Linked DNA regions of Mus musculus: regions 1, 2, 3, 4, 5 and 7 are each linked to region 6. Evidence: chromatin loops called from intact Hi-C (ENCODE). Cell type or tissue: heart. All regions are shown on one strand.

The links. A loop is a pair of places that touch in the nucleus more often than their neighbours do. Peaks named below come from ENCODE experiments on the same cell type or tissue, not always from the same donor. Only the 100,000 strongest peaks of a DNase experiment are listed, where the experiment ranks them.
Region 1: a loop joins it to region 6, with 3 times the contacts of the local background. A loop is called at or near these places in 2 of 42 quality-filtered maps.
Region 2: a loop joins it to region 6, with 4 times the contacts of the local background. A loop is called at or near these places in 15 of 42 quality-filtered maps.
Region 3: a loop joins it to region 6, with 2.6 times the contacts of the local background. A loop is called at or near these places in 5 of 42 quality-filtered maps.
Region 4: a loop joins it to region 6, with 4 times the contacts of the local background. A loop is called at or near these places in 18 of 42 quality-filtered maps.
Region 5: it touches region 6 in a loop (2.5-fold over the local background); 19 of 42 quality-filtered maps call a loop at or near these places.
Region 7: it touches region 6 in a loop (7-fold over the local background); 3 of 42 quality-filtered maps call a loop at or near these places.

The regions. Positions count from the first base shown.
Region 1 is chr1:16,743,979-16,747,978 of GRCm38, reverse strand. No RefSeq gene overlaps it. Among named protein-coding and RNA genes, the nearest start is that of Ly96, 58 kb to the right of the region's middle. In heart, a CTCF peak has its summit at 1,763 (motif pointing right); no DNase peak of the experiment used is centred here.
Region 2 is chr1:16,654,495-16,658,494 of GRCm38, reverse strand. Eloc (elongin C) reads left to right here and starts at 1,630. Exons shown (of 4, transcript NM_026456.4): 1 at 1,630-1,673. It overlaps D030040B21Rik (RIKEN cDNA D030040B21 gene), which reads right to left and starts at 943. Exons shown (of 4, transcript NR_037998.1): 1 at 1-943. In heart, a CTCF peak has its summit at 1,618; a DNase peak (open chromatin) is centred at 1,464; H3K4me3 peaks cover 2,855 bases; H3K27ac peaks cover 2,120 bases.
Region 3 is chr1:16,223,040-16,227,039 of GRCm38, reverse strand. No RefSeq gene overlaps it. Among named protein-coding and RNA genes, the nearest start is that of Gm7568, 28 kb to the left of the region's middle. In heart, a CTCF peak has its summit at 1,645; no DNase peak of the experiment used is centred here.
Region 4 is chr1:15,803,379-15,807,378 of GRCm38, reverse strand. Terf1 (telomeric repeat binding factor 1) reads right to left here and starts at 1,733. Exons shown (of 10, transcript NM_009352.3): 1 at 1,422-1,733. The coding sequence starts at 1,701. In heart, no CTCF peak of the experiment used is centred here; DNase peaks (open chromatin) are centred at 1,028, 1,378 and 1,778; H3K4me3 peaks cover 1,980 bases; H3K27ac peaks cover 1,664 bases.
Region 5 is chr1:16,302,834-16,306,833 of GRCm38, reverse strand. All of the region lies in intron 12 of Stau2 (staufen double-stranded RNA binding protein 2), which reads left to right. It overlaps C130013N14Rik (a long non-coding RNA gene), which reads left to right. Exons shown (of 2, transcript XR_003947751.1): 2 at 596-4,000. Among named protein-coding and RNA genes, the nearest start is that of C130013N14Rik, 9.9 kb to the left of the region's middle. In heart, a CTCF peak has its summit at 1,726 (motif pointing right); no DNase peak of the experiment used is centred here.
Region 6 is chr1:16,103,453-16,107,452 of GRCm38, reverse strand. It overlaps Rpl7 (ribosomal protein L7), which reads left to right and starts at 3,020. Exons shown (of 7, transcript NM_011291.5): 1 at 3,020-3,088; 2 at 3,769-3,943. The coding sequence starts at 3,075. It overlaps Rdh10 (retinol dehydrogenase 10 (all-trans)), which reads right to left and starts at 1,571. Exons shown (of 6, transcript NM_133832.3): 1 at 1,147-1,571. The coding sequence starts at 1,435. In heart, CTCF peaks have their summits at 1,667 (motif pointing left) and 3,197; DNase peaks (open chromatin) are centred at 1,642, 2,422, 2,682 and 3,032; H3K4me3 peaks cover 3,660 bases; H3K27ac peaks cover 2,879 bases.
Region 7 is chr1:16,617,285-16,621,284 of GRCm38, reverse strand. Ube2w (ubiquitin-conjugating enzyme E2W (putative)) reads left to right here and starts at 1,994. Exons shown (of 6, transcript NM_025773.4): 1 at 1,994-2,048. The coding sequence starts at 2,034. In heart, no CTCF peak of the experiment used is centred here; DNase peaks (open chromatin) are centred at 1,964 and 2,634; H3K4me3 peaks cover 2,500 bases; H3K27ac peaks cover 1,635 bases.

The DNA of each region.
Region 1 (4,000 bases), 640 kb before region 6:
AGGCCAGCTTGGTCTACAAAGCTAGCTTCCAGACACCCAAGGCTACACAGAGAAACCCAGTCTCAAAAAACCAAACCAAACCAAACAAACAAACAAGTAGAATGGCATTGTACTGGCTAGTTTGTTTTTCAACTTGATTCAAGTTCATGAGGGAAGAGGGAACCTTAATTGAGAAAATAACTCCATTAGATTGGCCTGTAGGCATGTCTATTTGGCATTTCCTGTATTAATGGTTAATATGTGGAGTATCCAGTCTCCTGTAGGCTGTGCCACCCTGGGCCAGTGGTCCCAGATTACATAAGAAAGCACTGAGCATGCCAGGAAGAACAAGCCAGAAAGCAGTACTCCTCCATTACCTTTGCTTCAGTTCTTGCCACCAGTTCCAGACTTAACTTCCTATTTGCACACACACACACACACACACACACACACACACACACACTTCTCTGCACACAGAAGACGGATGTGGTGTGTCCTCCTTGCCTAAAAGCTGCTCTCCTTAGCAATCTGGTTCCATCAGGCCCATTCATGAACATGAAGAAAACAGAAACTTTTCACTTCCCTCGCCTAAAATTATTGCTTCACTTCCTGGCTTTCAGACTCATAATTGAACCTCATACAGATTTCACACATTTGTGCCTATATTTTTTCACACATTAACCACATTTGTGTCTATATTTAGAACAGCTCCCCTCTCCTTTTCTCTATTACTGCTAACATCTTATAGGTTGTAGATATTTTTAAGAGGATTAGAGAACTGGGTGTGGTGGTACATGCCTGTAATCACAGCACTCAGGAGATTGAGGCAGGAAGATTATGAGTTCAGCACTAGCACTGGTTACCATAGAGAATTTTAAGTCATCCTAAGATACATGAGACCCTGTCTCAAGAATAAAAAATGTATTATAACTTGAAAAGTCATCTACGAAATTTAAACAACAGCAAAATGGTGTGTGTGTGTGTGTGTGTGTGTGTGTGTGTGTGTGGTCACACAGACGAGTGCAGATACTGGACACTGAACCCAGTGCTTCACTCTGTACAAAGCATGTATTCTACCCTTAGCTACACATTCAATTCAAGGAGGCAACTTATTTCATTGTAACCAACAGAGATTTGATATGGCTGTAGCTTCAACTCTAAGACAGAGAAATGCAAAAAGTAGTAAGAAACTGAGAGGCCAACCCTACTCCATCTTGGAATCGGCCTCCATCTTAAATGAAAAATAAAATAAAATTAATACACACACACCAGGAAGGACCCCATGGCTTGTCCTTGGCTAGCTCTCTAGCTACTTCCTAGCAACAGTTAATCAAAGATTTGTCTGATTGTTTCAAATGTACTTTCAGACTATTCTTAATTGTATATGGTCTTGCTTCAGAGCACCCACCTGTCGATAGACATTCAATTAGTGCTTGCCAGGCTGGAAAGCCCCTTGTTTGCTCTTATTTTCCAATTAAACCTTTTCCTGATGAGAGTTCTGGGACAGTAAGTAAGCCCAAACTTAAGTATGATTACATAGGCGTCAACTCCTTGGTGGTCTTTTGGAGTTCACGAATGCTTCCTAGCACAACAAAACCAAACCAATACAGGTGCATTTTCATCAAATATTTATTAAAAAGTACCAGGCACTGGGATAAAGGAAAAGAACGCAGTGATGATCAAAAACAAAAAGGCCCATACTCTTGTATTGATTGCAGTCTAATGAACCATTTAAATATTAATCACACTAATTAATCTAAATTGGCCATTCTGTAAGGGACCACTAGGTGTCCCCATTATCCATTCAGAGCTCCTAGTTTATATTCTGTGCCCCAGTAAGGACATTTTCCGCCTCCTCTCCAGCTAAATATAGTCAGTCACACAACCAACTTTTGATAAGTAAGAAGTGAGTAAAAGTATTTAGGGCAAACACACTTAGGCCATGCTCTTATAAGAAGTGGGTGTGTCCTCCATCCCTCTCAGCCACTAGAAAGTAGAAGTAATATGGAGTCCTCTCAGAATGCCCTGGTGAGGTCCACAGGGATGATTGTGCCCAAAAGCAAATGGTTCCTTAATAATGCAGCCTTCAGACAGGCCCTGGGCTGCTTAATTTTGTACTATTGGAATCCAGAAAGAAATTTTATAAAAGTCACTATTTGTTTCTGTTTCCACAGTAGATCTAACTACTAGGAAGGAAGTTTTGGGGACAGGGATGTTGCTCTGTCCATAGAGTGCTTGTTGGGAATACGTGATACCCTGGGTTTGATCCTTAGTACCACATGCCTGTAATCCTAGCACTTAGGAAGCTGTGGCAGAAAGATCAGAAGTTCAAGGTACATGGAGAGTTTAAGGCTATTATGGGGTGCATAAGACACTGTCTCCAAACAATAGAAGAGAGCTTTGGAAAGAAAACAATAAAAATCCATCTAAGGGATCATGTAGGGTTGTGTGTCCTGAGTCTGCTCTGCCACAGGGCATGGCCGCTGGGGGAGTTGGGAAGCAGGAGTTGACCAACCTTACCCCAAGCTGTCACGGGGCAAATGTTGGGCCATAGGAAAGCCCCAGGACACCGCTCGGGAGTGGGGAAGCACAGTCTGAGGTGCAGGAGAGCTGGAGCTGCTGGAGGGAGGAGGAAGGCCCCCGTCCTGCAATGAGGCCAGTCTGCTTTTCAGGTTTGTTATTAAACGCGTTCTCACGACCGGCCAGGAAAGACGCAACAGACCAGAATCTTCTGCGGCAAAGCTTTATTGCTTACATCTTCAGGAGCCAGAGTGCAAGAAGCAAGAGAGAGAGAAAACGAAACCCCGTCCCTATTAAGGAGAATTTTCCTTCGCCTAGGACGTGTCACTCCCTGATTGGCTGCAGCCCATCGGCCGAGTTGACGTCACGAGGAAGGCAGAGCACATGGAGTGAAGAACCACCCTCGGCACATGCGCAGATTATTTGTTTACCACTTAGAACACAGCTGTCAGCGCCATCTTGTAACGGCGAATGTGGGCGCGGCTCCCAACATCTCCCCCTTTCCTTTTAATAAGAGCAAATAGGCCACCCATATTAATGAGAGTGGAGATAGAGGTCAAATCCCCAGTGTGTAGGTAAAGGAGCCATGTACAGGATTAGCTCTTAGGCTCACAGGCTTTTACCCAGAGCAACCCTGACCTGCTCCCGTGTCGTTTTGCCTGGAGAGAAGGACACTTGGACACTCAACCTTCTTGAAAGATGACATGTCTCCCTAGAATAGGCTCATATATGCCGCAGAGCCTTTCCATTGCAGTGCTTAGCCGTGCAACTCTCTCGGGCTGCTGAAGCACACTCACTCTATCCCGTGCAATGAGACTAGCCTCATGGGATATAAGAGCTGAGTGGCCAGCGACCTATTGCCTAAGCATAGATATATCAGGGGAAGCTCCATGTTCTAGTCCTGCAAGCGCCTGGGCAATAACCACCTTGTCTCTCCTAGTTTGGGCCTTAAGCTTACAGACCAATCAAAGAAGCAACACTAATCCACAGCAAAGTGTATCTCCAAGTAATATTAATCCCACCCAATTTTTAAAGAAAGAAAATGCTGAGGAGATCCAATTGGGTAATCCTTTGGTCAGGGACAGGTCCAAGCGCGTGGAGTTGACCTGAAGTCTCAATTCCCGAAGGATCTGTTCAAATTCAGCCGTCCAATTCTGTAACATATACTGAGAAAGACTTTTTGACAAATTAGCTGCCCTAGTAAATTTCTCATACTGAATGGAAGTAACACACAATCCCGGAAACTTTTGTTCACATCTCAGCTGAGTTATTTGTCATAATACATCTAGTTGTATCTGGACAAGATCTATGAGTTGATTAACCAGCATGAGACCTCTCTGTATCTTGACATTAGCTGAGGCCTGTTCATCTATGACTGTAGTCACTGAGGCTGACAAAGTGTTAATGGTGTCAGTCGTCTGGACCTGTCCAGACAGAGCCAAGGCTGTCTGAATTAAGGCCAAACCCAGTTCCTAGTTAGTGGTAAAAAAGCAGGAGAATA
Region 2 (4,000 bases), 550 kb before region 6:
GATTTCTGAGTTCAAGGCCAGCCTGGTCTACAGAGTGAGTTCCAGGATAGCCAGGGCTATACAGAGAAACCCTGCCTCAAAAAAACAAAAACAAAAACAAAACAAAACAAAAAACAGAAACAAAAAAAAAAGAAAAGAAAAAGAAAAAAAAACAAATAAAATTTAAAAAGCAAACAAATAAATCTTAAAACAAACCAACGGAATCCTGAGCCAGCCGCATGAACCTATCCTTGGTTCTTTAGTCAAGATATACGATGGAAGTCGGGCCCACCCTTACTGCCTAAAGGGAGACTCAGGTCTCACTTAGTTTTTTCATATTTTTTTCTTTAGTTTTATCTTCTGCTACCAAATGCCTCTTTTACTATGAAACTACTTTGAATTATGGATACAACCAAAACACTTTCATTATTTCTCCAAAGCCTTTGAAAATTAATTCAAGGCCGCAGCTATATTTTTGCTTTCAATTCCATAAAAGCATACATAGCTGCCAAATCAAATAAAGCAAAAACACAAACACAAACAAACAGACAAACACTTTCAGAGCAACCCATGGTAGGCAACACCTGTCGTTTCAACACTTTGAGGCTGAAACAGAATTATAAATTGGAGTTGGAGGGCAGCCAAGGATTACATAGGGAAATTACTGTGCCTGATGGCTAAGGAAGGAGATAGAATTGTCCCCAAATACATAGCTAGTCTGGGACTCGTAGTTCCAGGGTAACACTGAAATACCCTGTCTCAAAAATTCAAAAACAAAACCCTTTGAGAAGTTTCAGAAATTCCAAATAGCACATACATACTATACTTCCTTTTGTGGGATACTATTACACAGCTGCGACTGATTAACTGAGTATCTTGAATCTAGGTTTTCAAGCCCACTCCATGAAAACAGCAGAGAGGAAACTTAACTGAGCTGCTTTTCAGCTTTCTAGGAAAGGTGCCTAGGTAACCACGGAAAAGCCAATGAAAAGGTTTGGTTGAGGGGGGCGTGGAACTGGGGAGGTGAGGAGCAGAAATAATGGGCCCTGATTTAAGTAATGGTGATAGGCAGCGAGAACTGGACGGGTGGGCGTGGCATATTTCAGTAAACACTGACCTATATCGGGAAGAGAGGAAATGAGGCAAACACATTGGGAGCTTGTTAAGATGCCCGTTGATGTGTATTACTTTAAACAAAGAGGTTGAGACAAGCTTTAAAGACATCAAAAATTTCAGCGCTACACAGAAAACCACAAGTCCCAAGATGCAGTGTCACTTCGGACCAAACACTAGCCGAAACCTTGTAAGAAACTACATATCCCAGAATGCACTGCTGCCTCGCCGGCTCAGCTTTTCTCGGCAGAAATTGGATCCGGATGGCGCTGCATTCTGGGAACCAAGAAGTCCTAGCATCTCATTGGTTGGGATTTGGTAGCGATGTCTCTTAAATGGGCCTGTTTTACTGCCCACAACGCACTTCCTCCAGACGCAAGTTACCGGCAGATCGCGTCTCGGCCTTGCCAGGTACCAGTCTCCCGCGCGTTACAGAAAGCGGCTGTGACGCGACGGAAGTAATTCCTTTCTGTGCCCCGGAACCCACAGGGGTAGGCCGCTGGGGGTGGGAGGGGGGCGGCCCTGAATAGGGGCTGTGGCGGTACGTGGGGTTACGGCTGCGGTAGCTGCGGGACTGGCTAGTGAGTGTCGGGCTATGGTGGGAATCGGGATCTGATTTCGCTAGGAGAGTTAGTGCGGCTGGGACTGGATGCTTTAGTTATCCCTCTGCTCACCCCTTCCCGTCTGGGCGGGGAAGGAACGGAAGCTCTGAGTCTCTCCGGCCTCCCCAGCTCCTGGCTTGGGGGAGGGGAGAGGAGTTTGGCGGGACCTTAACTAGCTCAGCTCGGTGGGTCTGGAAAGGGGAGAGGACAGGAGGTGCGGGCTGGCTGGGCCTCCTCCAGGCTGAGCGCGGGGAGGGTGGAGTTAAGAGCATGGCAGCCGGATCGCTTTTCCGTTTTGCCTACCTCATGTGCGCTTGTATTTGTTTTACTGTTAAAATCAGTCGCTAGACCCAGGAGAGAGCCCTCGCCGCTTTAAGCTATAGGACCCTGAAAGAAAGTTTACCTTCTGGACAACTTGGGTAATTTCTGCCTGGCTGGGTACATTGGCTCATTTGTGCATCTATCTACCTCTCATTTTTGCCTGAAAGGAGTTATCTAGTGCCAGGTACAGTGCCCATTTATTTAGTTTCCCTTAAGGAACTCTTCAGTTTTGTGAGCATGAAAGTTTTGTCATTTAGTGCAAGCATGCCTACTCTGCACTTTCTAGTGTAGAAAGCAATTGAAATAGTTTTACAACTTGGTCCATACTACCAGATCTGCTTCTTAGTCCCAAATTGAATTTTATTTTCTGTTAAGTGGTCTAAGATGGTAAATACTTGATCTCGTTTATATTATGTGTTATTAAGCCGTCGAAGTTCACAAGTGGATTTAATCTTCAGTGATGAGTAAACTGTTGTGGTTTTATATCATGGATGTTTGTTAATTTATAGTAATTTGGGGTTTCTATATTTCTATTTATCAATTTTTTGAGTACTCTTGGATGACATGGAAGTTGTACTCAGTAACTCGTCTGGTCTAAATGTGTGGCCCACCAGGCCTATCTCCCAGTTGTTAGTTTTAAAGGTGTAGCCGCCATGCTGGCTCTTATCTTTTCAACTTGCTTGGATTAACCTTGGACCTCAACTACACTGAGTCCGCACTCTTGTGTGCCACTACTCCATATCTTCATCCCCCTATTTAATTTATAAATGGCTTCTCATCCTTCATATGATATTTCTCTAATTACCAGACTGGGTCGGTAATTTGATGTAGCATGTTTGCCTAATGTCCAGAGACCCTGGGCTGGTTCTCCAGCATCACACACACACACACAAGAAATGTTGGTTTATTACCTCATAATGCTATTTTTTAAAAAAATCCATTTCTTTTTTGAGACTTGTAGCCCTTGCTAGCCTGAAACTCGACCATGTATACTTGCATGGCCCGTATGCCTCTGGCTTCCAAGCACTGGGATTGAAGGAGTAGATCACCACACCCAGATGGTATCTATTTCAAATGGAGAAAATCTGCTTCATTGCTAGATAAGATAGGAATGCTGCAGTGTACATAGGCAATGGTATAGAAGCAAGGTGATAGTTTACTTCTCTGTATACTAAGTTCTTAAGAAATTGCGCAGATCTTCGTCTTATTGCTTCAGGGAAAGATTGGGGTTTTGTGCAGGGGTGTATGTCAGATTGGAATGTAATAGGAAAGTCTTTGCATGTATGCTTTGATATGTTAATAGACTCCAAATGCTTTGATAGTTTACTAAGTACAGTAAGACAAAGACATCCAATACTTGAAAATTTACACACACAGTTTTTGGTGTAGAAATAGGCATGATGTCAGAAACCTGTAAACCTTTATTCAGAATATTCAGGAAGCTCAAACAAGCAAAGGATTGACAAGAGTTCCAGGTCAACCAAGAGGTCCAGTAAAGCCCTGTTGACTCTCCCTCAATAAAAAAGAAAGTGGGGGGAGGGGATACATCAATAAGACCTTGGACAGGGAAAGACCCTTGGGATTTGATGTTTGAGCTAGAAACATCATAGGGAGGTTTAAAGGAAGAGCTTCCCACAGCAGTCACTGCAAACGCAAGGGCCTTAAAGTGTGAGTGAACTTGACCTAGTCAGGAAATTCCAAGGACACAAATGCTTGGAACATATGCCAGATAAGGTTATAGCCAGCCCTGCCTGACCTGGCACTCACTTTGTGGACCTGGCTGGCCCAGAACTCAGATCCAACTACCTCTGCTTCTTGAGTGCTGGGGTTTAAGGTGTACACCACCATGCTCAGGTGTAGTAGCTTAAAAAAATAGTCCATTTAAAATACAGTTAGCTTGATCTAAAGATGTAGAGTTCAAATCGGTAGAACGTCATCTGATTTGAAATATAAATTAAAACCAAATCTTGTCTTTCATTCCTAGA
Region 3 (4,000 bases), 120 kb before region 6:
GAAAACTCTCAGCAGGACAGTCTAGCTAAATTACTGAGTTCCCAGGTTCTGTGAGAGACTTTGTCTCAAACAAATAAAGCAGGAAGCAATTGGAGATGGCACAGCAACCTCTGGCCTCCATGTGCAAATACCCACATGGACACATCACACACAGAGGGGTGTGGGGGTGGGAAGCTTAGCTTATTATCCAGAGTCTCCCAGAATGCCTTGGTGGCTTTGGGAATGTGTCCAGACCTATGTACTGGTGTGTAAATCCTGATGATGTGAGTGAGGACAATAACTGCCCAGAGCTTGCTCTGTATCTTTATTTTCTAGGTTGGCCCTGAGCTCATGAGCCTCTTCCTTGAGCCTTGTTCATGCAGAATTATAGGCTTATGCCACCACACCTATATCTCTAGACATGCACCTTATTTCACATAAATGTCTTCCATTTCTCCCCCATGCACATTTACTAGAGTGAACACTCTTTAACCTTCAATGGACATTGTCTTCTGCCTGAAACAATATTTAATCCAGTAAGTACTCAGTGTAGAAAGTTGGATATTTAATATATCAAGCACTTGGAAAATGTTGACTGGAAGAATAATGGAAACATCTGCCTCAAGAAGATTCCTCTCTGATTCTGTGAGCGGTGACCTGGACAGAGAAGTCGTGCCTGCTTGGATACAGCATCTTGCCTGAGAGAATAAACTAGTTATCTTAACTTGTAACCTTATTGAAGTCATTTAACATCTTCAGCCTTCAGCTTTCCATCTAAAACCTGAGAATGAGAAGATGTAGGAAGGAGCATGCAGAGTTGCTGAGGATGTGCACATGGGGCCTGAGTTGACAACCTAGGAGGTAAAGGCACCTGCTACCAAGCCTGGTGTCCCAAGTTCAATCCTCAGAACCACCAGGTAGAAGGAGAGAACTGACTCCTGAAAGCTGTCCTCTGATCTCTAGTCATGCTCTGACAGATGTGTGTACACATTCGCACCACGAATAAATACATTTGAAAGCAATAAATAACCAAACATAAATGTACACACATATAAAAAGTAAACAGAGCATTTTAGCCCACTAATGGATATTAGAAGAACAACAGTTTATTGACCGACTCTAGGAACCTAGTTTAGACATTGAATGAACCTCCTGTATCTCATTCCCACATGCATAACATGATGACACACCACCACCACCACCACCACCAGAACACTGTAGCTCTAAACTTCTCTCCCATAGTCACTGAAATTCTGTCTCAGATGGTTATGAAATTTTGATCAAACACTTGAAAGGATTCTTCCCACTATAGTTAGGACAGGCAAGTAAAACCAGCAATGGGAGATTTGGTACAAAGCCAGAGGGTGTTTCACAGAACCCAAGGGCAGAAATCCAGATGCCAACTGGAGCCAGGAAGTAGTAGGTTAGGTGGAAACTAGGAAGCTCATCATCTCTCTCAGTTCCCCCTGCTGTCTCCCTAAACCACCGCCTGCTTCCTGTATGCACTCATGGGAAAACATGGCCAGAAACAGAATCCTAGTGCACAGACACTGGAAGAAACGCCATCTTTCTCTTTTGACTTCATTCTAGAGTCTTAGGAAAGCTGCTACCTGGCTGGCCCATCCTGAAACAGAAGCTTACCCTCATTTACATTGTGCCAGTGTGACTGCCCCACTAGGTGGAGTAGTCATTTGCAAAGACAGAAACACTGCTTAGCATTGCAACCCAAAAGTGTGGCTACCTGCCACACTTCCCAGGGAAGTAAGGCACTTTTTAATCATGTGCTAGTCCTTACTCTCAAGGTAGATGACAGGGAAGCTTAAATAACCGAATACCATTCTCCCAAGTGTCACAGACAGCTTTTAAGTTTGTCAAGGCTGTATGGCTTTGTTTGGCTGTGTTTAACCCTTTCAGTCTTTGGTTCCAAGGTTCTTATGAACTGCAGAAGTATCCTGAATGAGTCATAAAACTACCTAGAGCAAAAAAAAGAAAACATTTCCAGTCATCTTAAATTAGCATATTTTATATAAGCCTCCTTTCCTTCAGCTAGAGCAATAACAAGGGGGTGGGACAAGGCAGTAACAAGGTTCTCCATCCTGGTCTCTACACATCCGAAAATTCAAGGCAACTCCTCTGCCTTTGTTTCCTGAGAGGTTTTGATAGAAGAGAAGTTTGAGTCCATAATGGAGAGGGGTAAACACAGAGGCAATCTTAGTTTTATTTTCTTGCAAACTTTGCTCAAGGGTGTTCAAAGTAGGGAAGAGACTTGATGGCTTGCGTGAGTAGAAGACAGACAATAGATAGAATCAGAAATTTGGATTGCAAACTAAAGAGCTTGCCTTGGAGAAGAATGAAGAAATGTGCTGCTCTGGAGGAGGGCTCTGGGCTGTCTTCTCATCAGCTTCAGGAATGAACAATTTCAAAAAAAGAGGGGGGGAGCTTTTCCTCTTGAGCCTCCCCCAAACCTCCCACATAGTCATTTTCCAGAATGATCCTAGCCACTGATCATACCTCATTCTTGAGCACAGAGAAAGGAATAAGGTCTGCCTTCATCAACTCAACGTGACTCATGAGCACCCAGACCTGGCAAAGACCCAGACTGGATATAACCTCCAAAGAGAATCTCTGAGGGTAGGGAGATGAGAGGTTGCAGCTTCTACAGATACCCAATCGAATACACTGGAGCTCTTCATGATTAGCTCCACTACAGCTACAATGTTTATGGATGAAGCAGTGTGAAGACTCAGGCCAGTAGCCACAAATGTACTACTGAAAAGACATTCTACCCGCTAAGCCTGCTTTTCTTAATGTAGTACTTGGCTTGGCCAACTGTAATCAAGATGCATGTTTTTCCCCTGGGGGTAAATCCTTGTAAACATTGAGGTTTTCTCAGCATCAACCTCCTCATCACCACCACCTCCAACCTGTGCAACTGTTGACTTGTTTCTTCTCCATCCACCACCAAAGAAGCAGTGGTGGGTTGGGAAGAGTGGAAGAGTTGGGAGTCTGAGTCGTGCATAGTAGCACATGCCTGTAATTGCACTTGAGAGGCAGAGCCAGGAGGATCTCTAGGAGCATGAGTTCAAGGCCAGTCTGGTCTGCAAAGCAAGTGCCAGGACAGCCAGTCCCTGTTACACAGAGAAACCCTGTCTTGAAAAACAAAACAAAACAAAGCAAAACAAAACAAAATAGAGTTGGGGGTCTGGAGTACAACTCCTGGTACCCTCATCAGGCAGCTCAACTGTCTGTGACTTCAACTCTTCTGGCCTTTGCAGGCACCTGTACTCACATGCACAAATCTACACACTCATACACACATATAATAATTAAAAAAAAATCAGAGTGGAGTTCGAAGGCAGGGGTCAGATTACCAGTGTATTCAATTCTTGGTCTCCCCACTCAGTTTCTAGATGTGTAAATTAAGCTTAACTTTCCTCAGCTATAAAATCAAGGTAGCAGTGTAGTTATATAGATTAAATACATTAATTCTATGAGTCAATACATCCAAAGTGTTTTGAGCTATATGTGGCACAGAGTAAGCACTCATAAACATGACTTATGATTGACTAGAAGACATCAATGAATTAATCAATAAATATTGATCAACTACTGTGTGCCAGAAATTATAATTAGGTGCTCAGCTGAGGAAGAACCCGGGTGAATAAGATCCCTGAAGAGGCAAGGGCAGATGGGAAAAGGTAACATAGACCTAAGAAGGTGTGCATAGTCCTCGAAGTCCTGGAACAAGCCTTTGAAATGTCAGGTCTAAGCCAGACATAGTGCCACACCTCCTTAGAAAACGGAGGTGGCAGGCCTTAATGCTGCATTCCCACATAGGGTAGGTCGGGCCATCCAGGCTCCTGACTTGGAGAGCTGGGCAAGCGACAATAGGATTCGTTCTGGACTTCTGAAACTGACATAAGTGTGGGACATTCAATAAAAGGTCTCCAACTGGCAACAGAGGCTGAGTGTTGATGCCCAGGATAGAGGGTGTTGTAAGCAATGATCATTTGGATGATGC
Region 4 (4,000 bases), 300 kb after region 6:
TCTTTTGAGGAGGAACAACTCACCTCCAATCTGGGCCTCGCCTTCTGGTGGAAGCCTTTATAGAGGACATGGAAGAGGGACGCTCTCCCTCTCCCCACTTACTCCCACTCTCAGGAGCAAGTCCATTCCTTCACTGACAGTGGAGTCGACTTTGGGATTCTGGCATATACTGGCGATATCAAGCATCATAGACCGAACATTACTGGATTCTTAAAAAGTTGTTACTCAAGAGAACCCTAATATAATACTCAACAAAAACTGATCATAAATTTAGAACTGTAGATTCGAATTAATTTTTTAAAAATCTTTAAAAAGTTGTAATATTACTGTTCTAACAAACCATAACTCAAATGTGAAACAGATACTCAAAATTGTTTTTACCAAGATTCACATCTAAATTATAAAATGTATCAAATCACTACTTTGCAATTTATACCATGAAGTTCTTTGTATTTTAGGAAGTAGTATACATATGTAAAGGTTTCCATTGAACTTGTTCAATTCATAATCAACTTTATAACATTTATTTCTTTTTTGTTTGGTTGGTTGGCTTTTCGGGACAGGGTTTCTCTGTATAGACCTGGCTGTCCTGGAACTCACTTTGTAGACCAGGCTGGCCTGGAACTCAGAAATCCGCCTGCCTCTGCCTCCCAAGTGCTGGGATTAAAGGCGTGTTTGAACAAACACAAAGATACACTTGGCAGTGAATATGTACACTGGTAAGCCAACCATATTCCTGGATGTCTCTCACCAACACACAGGCCAGAAGACAAACTTGGGTCTGAGTTTTCAGGCACTGTCAAACTTTTTAAACATTTAAACAAAAGATTCATTTATTTTTATTTTATGAATATGGGTATTTTACCTGCACGTCTGTCTGTGTAACATGTGTATACAGTGCCCGTTGAGGCCAAAAGACGGAAATTTGATCCCCTGGAGTTTAAAAATCCTTCCTCCCCAGGCCTTTGTTTTTGGCCTTCCACTGGCCTAAAGCTTGCCAAATTGGGTTGGGCCAGGGGTCAGTGAGCCCTAGTCACCGGTCTTCCCAGCGCTGTAAGTATATGTGTATGGCATAGGCTCTGGGGATCAAACGCAGGTTCCCTGGCTTGCAAGATAAGCATTGACAAGCTGTACTACCTCCCTTGGCAGCCGCATCCCGGCCCTTCTTAAATGTTTCTATATTCATCTGTTAGAGTTTGGCTCCAGAAGCAGCGGTAGCAACTGGGCTGGCTCCCTTTAAAACAAACAAACAAACATTCTGTCCAGGGGACGCGGAAGGCGTGGGGGCGGGAGCCAGGACTTCCAGCAAACAGGAAGCGGCCGGTTTCGCGCCGTCTCCCGCCTGGGATCCCGCCCCGGTGTGTGCGGGGCAAGCAGGTCTCGGCCGCGACGCAGCCTCCGGCCCGGGAGCCCGCACTCACCCTCGGCGCTGTCACGAGTACGACGAAAGTCCTCGGAGCGGCCGTCACGGAAGGCTCGGCACAGAGACAGGCAGAGGAAGTCGAGCATCCAGCCCGCAGCCACGGCCTCCACCTCAGCCACAAGCTCCGCGTTCTCCATCTCTCTCGGGGTCCCCAGCTGAAGCTGGCACTGGAGCAGCTCCGCGTCGTCTCCCACCTCCTCCTGCTCTGGAGAATCCGAATCTGTCCAGCCCTCACGGCTCGGCGCGTCCCGGGCCGCTGAGGAGACCGTCTCCGCCATGTTAAACCGAAAGCGCTCGCCGTGCCTCAGCTGGCGCCGTGCGCTGATTTGCTCGCGGTGGGCGTGGAAGTCAGCCAATCGCATCGCTAGGGTGGGCTAGTGGCTGGAGCTTGGCTTCCGATTGGCTGAGAACTGCTAAATTCCTTGTCGATCCGAGCCCAGGCGTTTTGGATAGTGTAGCTTCTGGATGATAGGCTAAGATACATTTTAAAAAATGCAATCTGCGCTGGAAACAGGGTAGTTAAAACCGAGAGGTTTTTGACTGCAGATTTTGACTGCATGGCACTGCGCGTCTATAATCCCAGCAGCACTCAGGAGGTGGAGACAGGAAGATTAGGAATTAGGGCCATCTTCAACTACAAAGTCTAGGCCAGCCTGGAGCACTTGAGCGTTATGGCAGCAGCAGCACCAGAAATTTTAACTTGTCGCCATAAACATGAGCATTTAACCCTGTTACACTGTAATCACACTGTCTTTCTACCCTATGTGTTCATTTTATTGAAATCCGGGGTTATTAAAGCTGAAATTGCTGGGCTCTGATTTTTCACTAAAGTTCTGCCTGGGGTGAGCGGGTAGGATGGTGCTGACCCTGGAATTCGCAAGTCTAGTCAGTTCCCCATGAATGCTGAGACTGTTAGTCCCAGGACCACATTTTGATCACTATTACTGTACAATGTTTGCATTGAATGAAAGTATAACAACGTAAAAACAGAATTCTAGGCCTTTAGGCCCAGGCTTGGGAATGTGGCCTTTGTAAAGGTATGCTAATCATAAAAGAGATAGCGACATTCCTCTACCCACCCGCTTCCTGGGTTCAAAGAGTGCTCATTCAAAGAAAGTCACCCTGGCCATTACCAGAACCTGCAATGCAAATGTGCTATTGTTAGGGGCTCTTAGAAGCTGTCTTGAGAGTTAACAATTACCAGGTATTCCTTGTGACTCTATTAACTTTACACTTCCTTGTGACTCTTAACTGGTATCTTTGGTATCTTCCAACAACGCCCTCCCCACTTCCTTGAGTTTCGGTTTCTTCCTTTAAATACCCCCTTACCCAGCTACTGGGGCGCCACGGTCCTCTACCCCTGCGTGGTGTATGACCATGGGCCCGAGAGCGCTCTTGAATAAAAAATCCTCTTGCAATTTGCAGCAAGACCCGTTTCTTGTGGGTGATTTTGGGGTGTCGCCTCTCCTGAGTCAGAACGTGGGGGAGCCCTCACATTGTGGGTCTTTCATGACCATGAGGGCATATTACCCCCAGGCTCTAGAGATGGTGTTGCAGTAAATATTATTTGGGGGTTCTACCCTGTGGGGAATTGCAGGTTGGTCTCCAGTTGAGCTGAGGTCTTAACCCCGATGGTCATAATGCACCTTCATGACACAGTAGGCGTTCCCTCATGCTCCTGGAACTCTGGCTCCTGCCTAAGTTACCGCCCCCCCCCCCACACACACACACACAGCCCCCACAAGAGAAGCATGTTCAGTAGTCACGTAGGCAATGGCCCTAGCTTTTGACCTTCAGGCTCAACTCCTCCCCAGTTACCTAACAACAGTAAAGAACATAAAAAGGGCTGTTACGCTCTTACTGCTTACTCTTGTCTCCCTCTTACCCCTCACTCTCACCATCTCTCCTCTCTTTGTCTTCTCTCCTCTCTCCTCTCTGTTTTCTCGTCTCGTCTCCTCTCCTCTCTCCCTCTTACTCTCTTTCTCTCTAGCCCGCCCCCCCCCCTCTCTCTTCTCTCTTTCTCCTGCATTTCTATAATAAAGCTCTTAAACCATAGAGAGTCTCTGCTCATCAAGGCTGCGTGCACTCTTGCAGGTGTTGGGAACCTCTTCCCTCATCCCTCTCTCCTATAACCCCGGGGCTTTAGCAAGGTAGCTCCGGGAATCCCAGGTAGGGCTGCCCCTGAGCTATGCCCTGAAGAGTGGGATAGAGGAATGTTCACCCAGGGATGAGTGGAAGGTAGTTAGCAGCCCTACCACACCTGACTGACCAGAGACTAGATGGAACTCCGACGGGGTGTGGGCCTTTTCCCTTCCCCTTCTTCCCCAGGGCCCCCTTTTAGTTCCCAACAGTACCCCACATTTGATCATTTAGTTCCCAAATAAATTACTCAAAACCTATATATTTATAATAAGCCTTTAAGCACTAGAGCTACGCAGATATCGACTTTCTATGTGATATGTCTACTTTCCTGTCAATAACCCCAGAGATATCATTGGCCACGTTCTGTTCTGCCTGCTCTGTTCCTACTTCATCACTCTGGCCTTCATGGCCATGCAATCACGATCCACTTTCCAC
Region 5 (4,000 bases), 200 kb before region 6:
TTATAAGACAAGGTAGAGCATGGAAATTAAAACAAAATTGTGTAGGGTCAGAGACCAAGTTCGCTGGGAGCTCCTGGGCCATGTGCTGTTTGAGATGAAGTCGCTGCATGTAGAAAGCAGCACTGAACGGCACGCAGTTTGTTCTTTGGGGCAGACAGTCTTCATATAGGAGCAAGGGAGAAGCTACTATGGTGGCCATAGCTTGGGCTGGCAGACATACAGAGGAGAAAGGCTTCCTCCTAGTCCCTCCCCAATGGATGCTAATTGCCTTGGTGGCTGTGACTGAGCCTAACATTCCTTCCTTGTTAATGACTAAACATTCTTTAGTTTTGAAAGAACTGAATATCTCAGAATGTGAAAGAATTCCTTTAACTTGATAAAGAACATCTACCAAAAACCCTCTAGGCACTGTTGTCTTCCTAGGGGAAAACTGAATGCTTTCCTCATAACAGTAAGAACAAGGCAGGACTTATTCTACAACCTTATATTTATGATTATAGCCAGTGTGATATGGCAGAGATAGAGAAAATGAGGAAGGAGAGAGAAAGAAAGCTTCTGATCTACATAAGTAGAAACAGATTTCTCTTGATTGCAGTCGACAGGATCCTGTATTAGAAAGATGCTCCTATCTGGACCGGTGAATCCTATGATGGTAAAGGCTGGATGAAGCCACACACTGATATGTAAGACCTCAGAAGCACACAGCAGCACATGGGAATCAATAAGCAAGGAGGCCCAGGACTTGTCTGTGGGAAACAAAGCCATTGCTGAGTGGAATTAAATCTCTAAACAAATGGCGGGCGTTTGATCTCCACAGATTAGAAAATACCTTACTCTTCAGTTGGCACGCTTCCCCAAATTGACACTTTTAGTACAAACTTGACAAAATCCTAGGTGGCTTTATTGGGTACAGACTGTCAAGCTTATCTAAAGGATGCAGGACTGGAACTCAAGCAGGTCAGGAAGCAGGAGCTGATGCAGAGGCCATGAAGGGATGTTCCTTACTGACTTGCTTCCCCCTGCTTGCTCAGCCTGCTCTTTTATAGAACCCAAAGACTACCAGCGCAGGGATGGTCCCACCCACAAGGGGCCTTTCCCCTTGATCACTAATTGAGAAAATGCCTTACAGTTGGATCTCATGGAGGCGCATCCCCAACTGAAGCTCCTTTCTCTGTGACAACTCCAGCTTGTGTCAAGTTGACACACAAAACCAGCCAGTACAGCTGGTATACTAGTGTGGTATGACATGGCTACTTTGTTTATTTTGAATGGTGACATCAATTTCTGACACATGAAATGTGGGGATACTCGGTAAATAACTGAAGACTTGCCTTGCGCGATCTCTGAAAACTACAGATAACGGTGTAGATCTGCACTTCTGCCTTCAGAACGAGATGGGAGTAAGCTAGACCCTCAGCTTGTAAGGCCTACTAGCTAAGGAAAGAGAGAATAGAAACAAGGAAAGGATAATGTTTCCTCAAAAATTACAAGTAACAGCAACAACAAAATGCCCAGAATTTTCTAGGCTAATTGTTGTAGTGAAAAGTAGTTTTTGTTTTAATTGTTTTTTGTTTTTGTTTTTTCTTGTGTGTGTGTTGTTGTTGTTGTTTTCCAGTAGAGTCGGGACCGGGCAATTTAAGGTATTATTTTTTTTTAAAAGAAAAGTGTTTAATCGTTTTCTTATCTAAAGTCAATCTCACACAGAACACACAACCTGACCCTGGAACGGCCTCCCCCACTAGGTGGCAAAAGTAAGCTGCAGGAGAGACAGAAGCACCCTGACTTTGAGTCTTTATGGCCACCACTTTGTAACACACTAGCCATTGGGACTAGGGAGTCCAAGCTGCCCTGGATCCTGTCATGTGGAAGGAGAAGAGTGCCAGCATGTGTGTGCACGTGGGGAAATCCGCGTCACCAGGAAGGTATCAGGGGTCCACAGGGGCGAAACACGCAAACCACTTACAGCTGAGTTCTAAGACATCAAATGAAAGCACACAATTCTAAAACATCATACTTTGCTCTAAACATTGATTTTACCGGGAATACTGAAAATTACCATCATCGACGTGTTTGTTCCAAGGTCCTAAGAAGGTGCTATGGAAGACCCCACTTTAACTAGGACAGTGAGTCTCATAGCAGTGACAGGGTGGCTCTCAGAAGTCATTTCTAACCTAGTTCTGTCAGCTGCCAGCCCACCTGGGCTTTTATGAATATAAAAAGTTTTTGTAAGCTTTACCAGTTTCATGGATCTGAGAATATGCTTTCAAAAAGAAACAGCCAGTACAAACTGGAGCTTTTAAAATGTCCTAGTCAGAGGTTGTAGAAGTGGGCAAACAATACTCTTATGTTCATGTTAACATCACTAGCCCTTTCCTGTCCTTTCTCTGCACATGTCCTCTGCATTGTCCTTCTGTCTCTTGCTGTCTCTGAAGGGCAGCAGGCTATGCTTTTGTTCTGGTGTAGACTGTGTTGCTGAGTTGGTGACACCTTCCCTGCAGGCAGCATCCTACAGAACACTTCAAGGGAGACAGCTCAAGTTGAGCCAGCACATTCTATCAGTTTCTACCTCCAAGTACAGGCTCAATACTTGAATTGTTTCAGCTTAACATTTTAATTTAAAAAGCAGGTAGTCATTATACATCATTCAATTACTGGTTGTTCGGTATGCCTCTGTGCAAGGAAAAAAATTAGGAACACTTATTGCTTTTCAAACAAGAGGCAGTATGTTTCGATGTTCTGTGATTGAGTAATTTTAAAATTGTTGGCCATCATTTAGATCAGTTTTATGAAAAGAAGCCCTATTTCATTAATTTTTTTTTCATTTTAGGCTCCTCCATCTATGTAGCTAGTAGAACTCACAACAGAGGCTTCTGTGTCTTCCAGGTATTGAGCCTTGCTCACTGACTTGGAGGATTTAAAATTTGATCGCTCAATAGAGGAGTAAGGATCTGCTCAGCAATGCTGCATTATAAAGCACCTTCAGGTGCCATAGTATTTCATGCCAAGTGATGCATCCTGTAGACTTCACTATGATGTGCCTGTGTCTGCCTACAGTTAAGCTTCTCCTCTTTAAAAAAAGATTTTATTTATTTATTATATGTAAGTACACTGTAGCTGTCTTCAGATCTCATTACAGGTGGTTGTGAGCCACCATGTGGTTGCTGGGATTTGAACTCAGGACCTCCAGAAGAGCAGTCAGTGCTCTTAACCGCTAAGCCATCTCATCAGTCCCCAAACTTCTTCTTCAAGGTAGTTGCTTAACACCTCAAACTGTATTGTTGCAGCTCTTGCTGCTAACTGGGAGATTAATCGTTTCTGTTGTTTCCTTTTAAAAGATTACATTGTAGCAGGTTTTTTTTCTACTTCAGTAACTACTCAAGTAAGAATAATCCAGAGTAAAAGATAACACAAAAGCTAAGTCATGCAATAACTTTTTATTAAATTCCTTGCGTGTACACTGTGAGGATATGTATGTATATGGGTCTGAAGTCTCTCTTTGTCATAGGTCAAGACAGTTCATTTGTGTTACAGATTTTCTTCGGTTTACAATGTTTGATCTTAAACACAGCATTCTACCTCTGAAGCACGAACCATAAAGTTTCCAATTTGAAGAAAAATATTTACAAGTTAGTTAATTTAGGTTATCTTTGAACCCCACTGGAGAAGACTCAAGGCTGGTCTCCAGAGTCTTCCTTTTAGACATCCCATCAGTGGCCAGCAGAACAAGAAGCTTCCGTCTTGTTCCTTTGTGGGATAATAGGTACTTTCCCATCATTAGTTAATCCTAGAGACAAACAACAAATAACTGGAAATATCTTAGTTTACATTTATATTTCTGGTGGCATTTGTGGGCCAAACAGTAATGACATATGGTCTTGGTCAAGGAACAATAATTTCATTAAATAGAGTTTCAGAAATACTTATTAATCTTTATATGCCCCACCCACACCTCCAAGGAAAGCTAAAACTTGTGAATCAAATAAAAGCAAAGAGAAGTCTA
Region 6 (4,000 bases):
GTGGGGAGGAAGCTGGTGGCCAGAGAGAGCTCTGCTCTCAAAACAGAAATTCACTTTAAGGCTCACAAATCCAAACTGTAAGCAACAATCTAAACTCATTCAAAGCCAAGCAATGAATGAGCAGTTTCTAATGAAAGAATGCAAGTCACTGGTTTAATTTTAAACTGATTCCCCTAAGAATTAATCTCACAGATAAAGTTTAGAGGTTAATAATATGCAAGTGTACCACATTAGAGTCCAAACAGCATCGAAATCAAAATCTCTTCTCTAAAGCATTGCTTTTAAGATTGGGTAGGGAGCACAAATGCCCAAATTTGTTGCCTCTCCACACTAGCTTTGAAAATGTAACATTTTGAACCTTACATAAAACACACAGCTTCTGGTAAGTTTGGTAACAAATGACAGGTATATGGGAGAATGGAGCCCAAGTCAATTTAGCCACCAATTTTCCTAGAACAGTATCTATAGTGGGTCATGATCTCTACTTAGGCTTTAAAAAAGTTTCAGGCGCAAACTAATTGTTAAACACATAAGATGTAGATTGGGGTGCCTCCAAATCATGAGAGAAATTTTGCAAAAGGCGGGGGGGGGGCGGGGGGGGGCGAGAGAAAGCACTTTCTCAAGAGGAAGGGAAGCACTCATATTTACTCAGGGTTAGTAACTAAAGCACTTACTTAAGGCTGGGGAAACAATGTAATTATTTTCCAGGAGCTAAAGTTATAGTGAAAGGATCTATAGCGCCCAAGTCTAAGCAGCTCAGACCTCACAGAAACAGATAACTGTTTCAGTCCACTGTGGAAACAACTTCTCAAGACTCTCTATCTTCCCATCATGCCACATGCAAATCAGACTGAGAAATTACTTTTGGACCCAAACCTGCGGTAGCAAGTTCCCCCTGTCTTACACTACTCGCAGAGTTTAGGAAACCTCAGCTTGGGACCGAAGAAACAGGATCTCCTATGTTTTGCACGCTTTCAGTCTTCTAACACAGAAAACCTTGCTCTCTTATCAAGGGGCAAATTCCACTCGCCTTCCAGAAGACCAGCGGGGTGTTCCTTTCCGGGAGAGCGAGGCTGCCCATGACACTAGGCAGTGGAGACCCTCCGGGCTGGGGAGATGTTTGACTCAACAATACACAGGCATTACCTTGCAGAGCAGCAGCGTCGGCCGCCTCCAGGTCCCGGTAGATGTGGCGAACCATGCCTGCGGTCTCCTCATTGCTCTGCGTGTTGATGTCCCAGAGAACCAGCAGCGCCCGGCGCCGGGCGAACTCGAGAGCAAAGAGGCGGCCCAGGCCGCTGCCCGCGCCCGTGATGAGGCACACCTGGCCGGCCACGCTCTTCTCCTTGGGCCGCACCAGCCAGCGCGCCGCGGCCAGCACGAACGCCCACAGCACTTTGAAAGTGACCACGAAGAACTCCACTACGATGTTCATCGCGACGCCCCGGGTCCCGCAGCAGCCCAGCACCGTGTCCTCACTCTCCCTGCGCCAGACAGCCCAGCTCCTGGCCCCGGAGGCGCTTGTCACCGCGATCCGGACGCGAAGGCTGCGCCCGGAGTCCGCCCCCGAGGTGCTGCGGGGCTGAATTGCGCGGGGCCAGTTCCGCCCGGGCTCGGCGCAGTGGCCACGGGCTGTGCCTGCCGCTGCTCCCGGCTCGGCGCCTCCTGCTGGCGGCCGCCTGTTTGTCCCACAGCGTCCGTCCGTCCGTCCAGTCCCGCTGCAGCGGCGGTGACAGCCGCGAGTTAGGCGACGCGCGCTGCCCTCATGGCCAAGCCGCCGCCGCCCGAACGTCCCCGGCGCTGCTGCAGCGGCTCCCCGTCTTCCTAGGACAGGGGTGCGCCGAGCGGATGCGTCGGGACGCGGGAGTTGTCAACTTGACTCAAGTTGCGGGAGGGTGCGGGCAGCGCCGGGAAGGGCCGACTTGCGGGGCGCACGCGAGGGCTGCCAACCGCTCGAGCTGCCAGCGCGACTCGGGTCCCCTGCCCTGCACTCGCGCCGCTGTCACTCGGGCACGGGGCCCCGCAGCGTCTGAGCGTTCCCAGCCGGCTCTGAGGTAGCTCCACACTCCGCGCTATATAACCCACCGCCGGGAAGCGCCGGCCGCTGCAGTGGCATCGGCCCTCCCTCAGCTCGGCCCTCCCCGCCCCCGGTCGCACCCCGCCCCCGGCCCAGCCTCCCCTCCCCGCTCGCCCTCCCGCCGGCCGCCCCACCGCGCGGGGCAGCCCCTCTTCCACGACCGCGGCCGAAGGCTCCCGCCCTCGTCGTGCCACTCTTCGCGGCTCACGCCCCCTGCTGAGGGTCGCCGTGGCTTGCGCCTGCCGGGTCCCGCAGCAGCGAACCCCCCCATCCTCCTCGGACCTTCGGGTCATCACTCTTCCCGGTCTCGCTGCTTTCGCCAACCGAGGGACTGTGGACCTGGCGGCCGATGATCAGGCGCTGCGGAAGACAGCCCGGCAGTCGGGCGGAAAAAGGACCTCGGCAGCGCAGCCGAGGTGGGGGAGCAGGGCTGCGTGGCCACGGGCCGCAGAGAGCCGGAGGAGGTGACAGACAGTGATTTCATAGCTCAGCTAGCCGCTGAGGACGTGAAGCCTCATACTCTAGTGAGCCTAATGGGAATCACCGCCGCGAAGGCTGCCCAGAGTGTCGGTCAACGTCGCCCTCCAGCCCCGCGGGTTATGCAGCGACGCATGCTGGGACTTGTAGTTCACATCCCTGAACATGCCTTTTGGGTCCAACGAATTCCGCAGAGCCTGACCCTAGGGTTGTCAACGCAACCTGGAGAAATTAAGCCCAGAGCTGACGAGGTGTCCCCACTCTATTCATTAAAAAAAAAAAAAAAAAAAAAAAAAATGTATTCAGTGCATTTGTTTTCCGATGAGTTTTACCATAAAGTTGGCTGGCCGTGACTAAGCCAAGCTGTTCATTTTGCGCCAGCAAAGTGCAAAAATCTCAATTCTAGATTATTTTCCGGCTTATCTCAGGACAGCTATAAGGCGTGGGGCTTCGCGCCCTGAGACCTTTAAGGAGACAGTGCGCATGCGCCACCTTTCTCTCTTCTTTTCCGGCTGGAACCATGGAGGCTGTTCCGTAAGTCGATTCTTCTCTCCCCCAGAATCCTTCTCCATCCCCCAAACTAGAGGCATTTTGTCTCACTTTTCCTGTATCTGAGTGTAGCCTGGAACCACTGCCTGCCTGTCTGGGTGTTTGTGACGCCGTGTGGTACTAGGAGGGAGTGCGGGGGGCCTCCGCGCGGAGGCCTTGGCAGTACCAGGAGCAAACTGAGGGCAGACTGCGGATCCGGCTACTTGGGCGGAGGTCCGTTCTTCGGTAGAATGTATTCCGCGGAATCATGGAACGAGATCCTTTGTAGCTAAAGTTATCTTAGCCGGCTGCTTACCGGCAGCCTCCTGCATATGGAGCTTGAGACTTGATCGAGGATCAGTGAGTCCTGGAACCCAAAAAGTGTGCAGTACAGTTTTTTCAGTGTGACTTGACAACTTGTAACAATTCACAGGCCAGGACTGATGGCTGGGGTTAGGCATAAATCTCTTTAATGTCATACATGTTTACCTTTAAGTAAGGTGTGTATAACGTGAAGGTTGTGGGCATGAACGCTGCATCTCCAGTAGAGCTTTCGGGAACGACGGAGATGCTAGATGCTGCCGGTTTGAGTGGGTGACAGTTTTAACGTAGTTCTGAGCACCTAGTGTGTGTGATACATCACCAGGAAGTTTTTTGACCTACTAGTAATTCTCTACAAACAACAGAGAGAAGAAAAAGAAGGTTGCCACTGTGCCAGGAACCCTTAAGAAAAAGGTTCCTGCTGGGCCAAAAACTCTCAAGAAAAAGGTTCCCGCTGTGCCAGAAACCCTCAAGAAAAAGCGAAGGAATTTCGCAGAGTTGAAGGTGAAGCGCCTGAGGAAGAAGTTTGCCCTGAAGACAGTAAGTAAACTTTGGAGGTCTTTAGTGGGCCAGGGAGCTTATTGGGACTGAGCGTGG
Region 7 (4,000 bases), 510 kb before region 6:
TCCACTAATAAGCCATGTTCTGGGAAAAAAATGTGAGTATCTCCATCAAATAACGGGCAGTCAAGAGCTTTAGGAACACTTATTCTCACTGAAAATAGCCTCTACATCACTCCTTGCTCCTGAGTATGTCGGCGAACAGTCTGTTATATATTTTTGCCTTTTGTTTTGCTTTCCGTACTCAGAGATCAAATCCAGGATCTCCTACATGTTAACCACAGGTTTTCCCAGTGAACTATACACCCCAGACCCTATTATGTATTAATTAAAGAATAAAGACGATAGGTAGTTATGAGCTGCTTAGAATTTCCTAGGATGTGACTTTGCCTCCCGTGAAGATCCCTTGGACACCTGTGAGGTGGAAACCTGACATTAGTTCTACTGTAAGCAACACCAAGGTGTAATTGCTTTTCTTCCTTCTGAGTACCTTGTCTAGTAGGCCATTTACTTTGATGAGGTCATAATGCCATGTTTGTAGAGTCTCCTTTGTCATTTACACCTTTGAGAAGAATCAACTTTTAAAACAACATGAACATTAGCTGGTACATTACAGCCTGAGATCACAGGGACAAAGATCTCTGGAAGGCCTGGTGGAGACTCTTTCCTGTAAGCGTACCTCATCACTGGGCTATGTGGGCACTTTGTTCCATGTTGTGATGGTAACGACATACCTGAACTGATAGCGGATATGCTTCTGGTTGAGTCCTGTACTCCAAGTCATGCAAACCCCATGGAAAAGTTCCTCCATGGTGAAGAGAAACCGTCTTGAATATTACACCACAGAAAAACTGGCAGATTTAGACATCTTTTCCTCTCTTGAACACATTTCCTTACGGATGTTCTCAGAGGAACATCGTGCTCTAGCTTAAGTGTGAGAGTGATAACCTACATCACCATTATATTTATATTTTAGAGAAATGTCTAAAAATGAAGCCAAGTCAATAAAAATAAAGATTTAAACTTTCATCCGGGTAAAGTAAAAGCCTTCTACTCAACATGCCATCCTCTCTGATTCCTTTAGAGACAGGACATGAGGTGCAAGCTTTTGGCTTCCATTTTTCGTTTGGTATTTAAGTAAACGACATCTTTGGTTCCGGAGGAGCTTTAAAAATGTGACTTCTGATAAATGCTGGCAGAACTGGTGCATTCCTAGAATAAATTCTGTATGCTCAGCGATTTCTACTCAAGCTCACTCATAGGTCGTCTGATCATGCAACTGCCCACCACAGAATAGGGTGAAGAGAAATCTAGGCATGGCAGAAGGTTTAAGTATTAAGTATTAAGTATTAAATTACGTAAACTATATTCATTATATTGAGATTTCACGGCTAGAGTCAAATTGTTAATCAAAAGTAAGACTGATGTAACAACGACTCTTATGGTATACCTGGACTTTACAATTTAGAGGGTTAGGGAACTAGAAAATTGCACACAAAAGGGAACTCCATTATTCACCCTCCTTCCCTTTCCAGCACGTTTCAAATCCAATTGTTCTTGCTTTTAAGATCACTGCTCTCAGTTTTCATTCTGTCCTATAGGGAAACCTGTGACTCTCTGCCCCTCAAAGTAGAAGCTTCCTAGGTCTGCAAATACCAGAAAGCATCTCCAGGCGAAGTTGTATCTGCCTCAGGAGCGAAAACACGGTAGGTGTAAAAAAGACATATGAAGGGGGTGGGCTGTAAATCTTACACTTGTAGCTGGAAAAACAAAATGAGATCCCCTCCCTGCCAAATGCCCGGACAGCATTGTGACCTCGGCATAACGCTTCAGTCCGACCTGGAGCAGCGCCTCCGCCAGCACTGAGGGTGGGCCCGCGTATAAATTGGCTGGGATGCAAGGTACCTAGGGAGCCCGGCCTGGCCCCGCCCCGCCCCGCCCCGGGCACCCGCGCGCTAGCCAATCGGACACGCGGGCCCCTTCCCATCGGCGACTCCACCCCCGTGCCCGGGATGTTGGGCCCCCGCGGCGTGACGCGAGCACGGCGGCTCCGCCCCCTGCGTCTCGGGCCTCGCTGGCCTTGGGGGGATGGTTTCATCATGGCGTCAATGCAGGTGAGCGGAGCTGCTGCAGCGGGGAGGGCGAGGGGGCCATCGAGACGAGGTGAGCGTCTGCGCGGGGTCGGCGTCCGAGACCTCTGGGCCTGGCTCCGGGCGACCTTCCCTGACCTCGGGGCGTCGGGGGATCGCCTGGCGGCGAGCCGAGCGGGGGTGTCGGCCGGTGGCCGCGGACAGTAGCGGCCGCGAAGTTGTGGCATAAAGGCGGCTTAGGGGGAAGAAAGGGCGAAGTTCGTCGTGCGCTTCGCGGTGGGGGCTCCGCTCCGCGCCCCTACGCGAGGATGCCTGCCGCTCGGCTCCCTGGCCACCGCCGGGATGCTTTTCCCCTCGCGCTCCCCAGCGGGGTGGAAACAGCTGTGCCCGCCGCCGTCACCCGCGGTCGGGGCGGCCGGAGACCGGCAGAGCCCCTCGCCGAGGACGGCCGCCTGCCCACGGCGCTCCGCGGCCTCTGCCCGGCCTCCCACGCGCAGCCTCGGATCGCCGGACTCATGCTCGTTCTTCTCTGATCTTCATCCGGTGCCCGGTGGGTGCCTCCTTCTATCAGCCCGCACTCTGGGCATTCCCTGGCAGCCCACGTCTCTTCTTCGAAGCCGCCCTTCGTCCCTGTCCCCAGCGTCCTGTGCTACCACAACGTGCGAGCTCGTGGGCCTGCTCCTCGGCCTCGATAGAAACTCGCCCTCTTAAATTTTTTTTTCTTGCGATGCCCCACCCTTGCGGGATTGGTAAGGCCGTGGCTCCTTTGCCTTTCTTTCCCAGACCTTTAAAACCTTAGTTTGGTAGGAGACGCCTGTTAACCTGTGCTCTGTCAGACTTGAAGGTGTTTTTTGTAGCTTCCAACTTAATGTATTCCCCCCCCCCCTTGCAAATCCAATAAAAGAAAAAATTTTCAGGCAAAGATGGCAACCACAATTGTAGTTTCTAGAGATTGCATTATCTATAGCCGGCATTTAATTTGCAGATAGGGCTAGCGGTGTTAAAGCACATAGGAAGAGAGAGTAGAACTCTTGTAGCGTGTCAGCGGAACGCTTTTTGGAGTTTTAACATCATCCTCGAGTAACATCCGCATTTTCCTTAGAATTTTTGGTTTTTGTTTCTAGAAGAATAAGCAAGATCTCGTTGTTGGCGCTTCTCTGCTAGCAATGGTTTGCATTCTTACGCATTTCCCTCCTTCCCCTGTATCTTCCTTCAATCAGCTTTCCTTATGGTATTCTTTTTGCATTTGCTTGTACTTTTGGCCTTTCCTGCAGTAGCATTCTTAGGTGAAGAGGTGTCACGAAATGGTGCAGTGAAACAAGAACAATTTCAGGAAACGTTATACTTTACTAGTCTCCCCAGAGACGTTAGAGAAGTTTCATCATTTGAGGCCAAAAAAGGAACTGTGGAACATCAGTTGACAGCAGATGGGCTATATGATTGCTTTAAGATTTTTATCTGTATTAAGACATTATTTGTTACTAACACTTGACGGTGATCTGTCTTAAGATACAGGCATTATTTAAGACTAAAAATGAAGATTAAAATCCACACTGGGATTGTATCTGGCATGAGAGCTGGTTAGCTTTTATACTTAGTTTTTGGAAAAGGCAGATTTGTTTGTAAGAGATTGCTATTTTTGGAATTTACTTTGTCTTCAGCAGTGGGGGAAAGTGCTTTTTATGCCTGTTTCTATGCCTCAGGCAGTGCTGTGGAAGAGTAGCAGCGTCTTTCTTTTGTTGGATTAGAGTGGGAACGGATCCTTTCTGTTCTAAAGTTAAATCTTGACCTTTTATATGTATCTCTTTTAAAGTATCTGATCATTTTTCCTGGAAATAGTAGCATTTTGACACAGATTTATTTCTTATTTCTTAATTGTGTATGTTATCTCTGGGTGGGTATGTGGGTATGAAAGTACCTGTGTAGGCCACACCTGCTCTGGATCTGAGTTACAGGTGCTTGCCAGGTATTGGCTA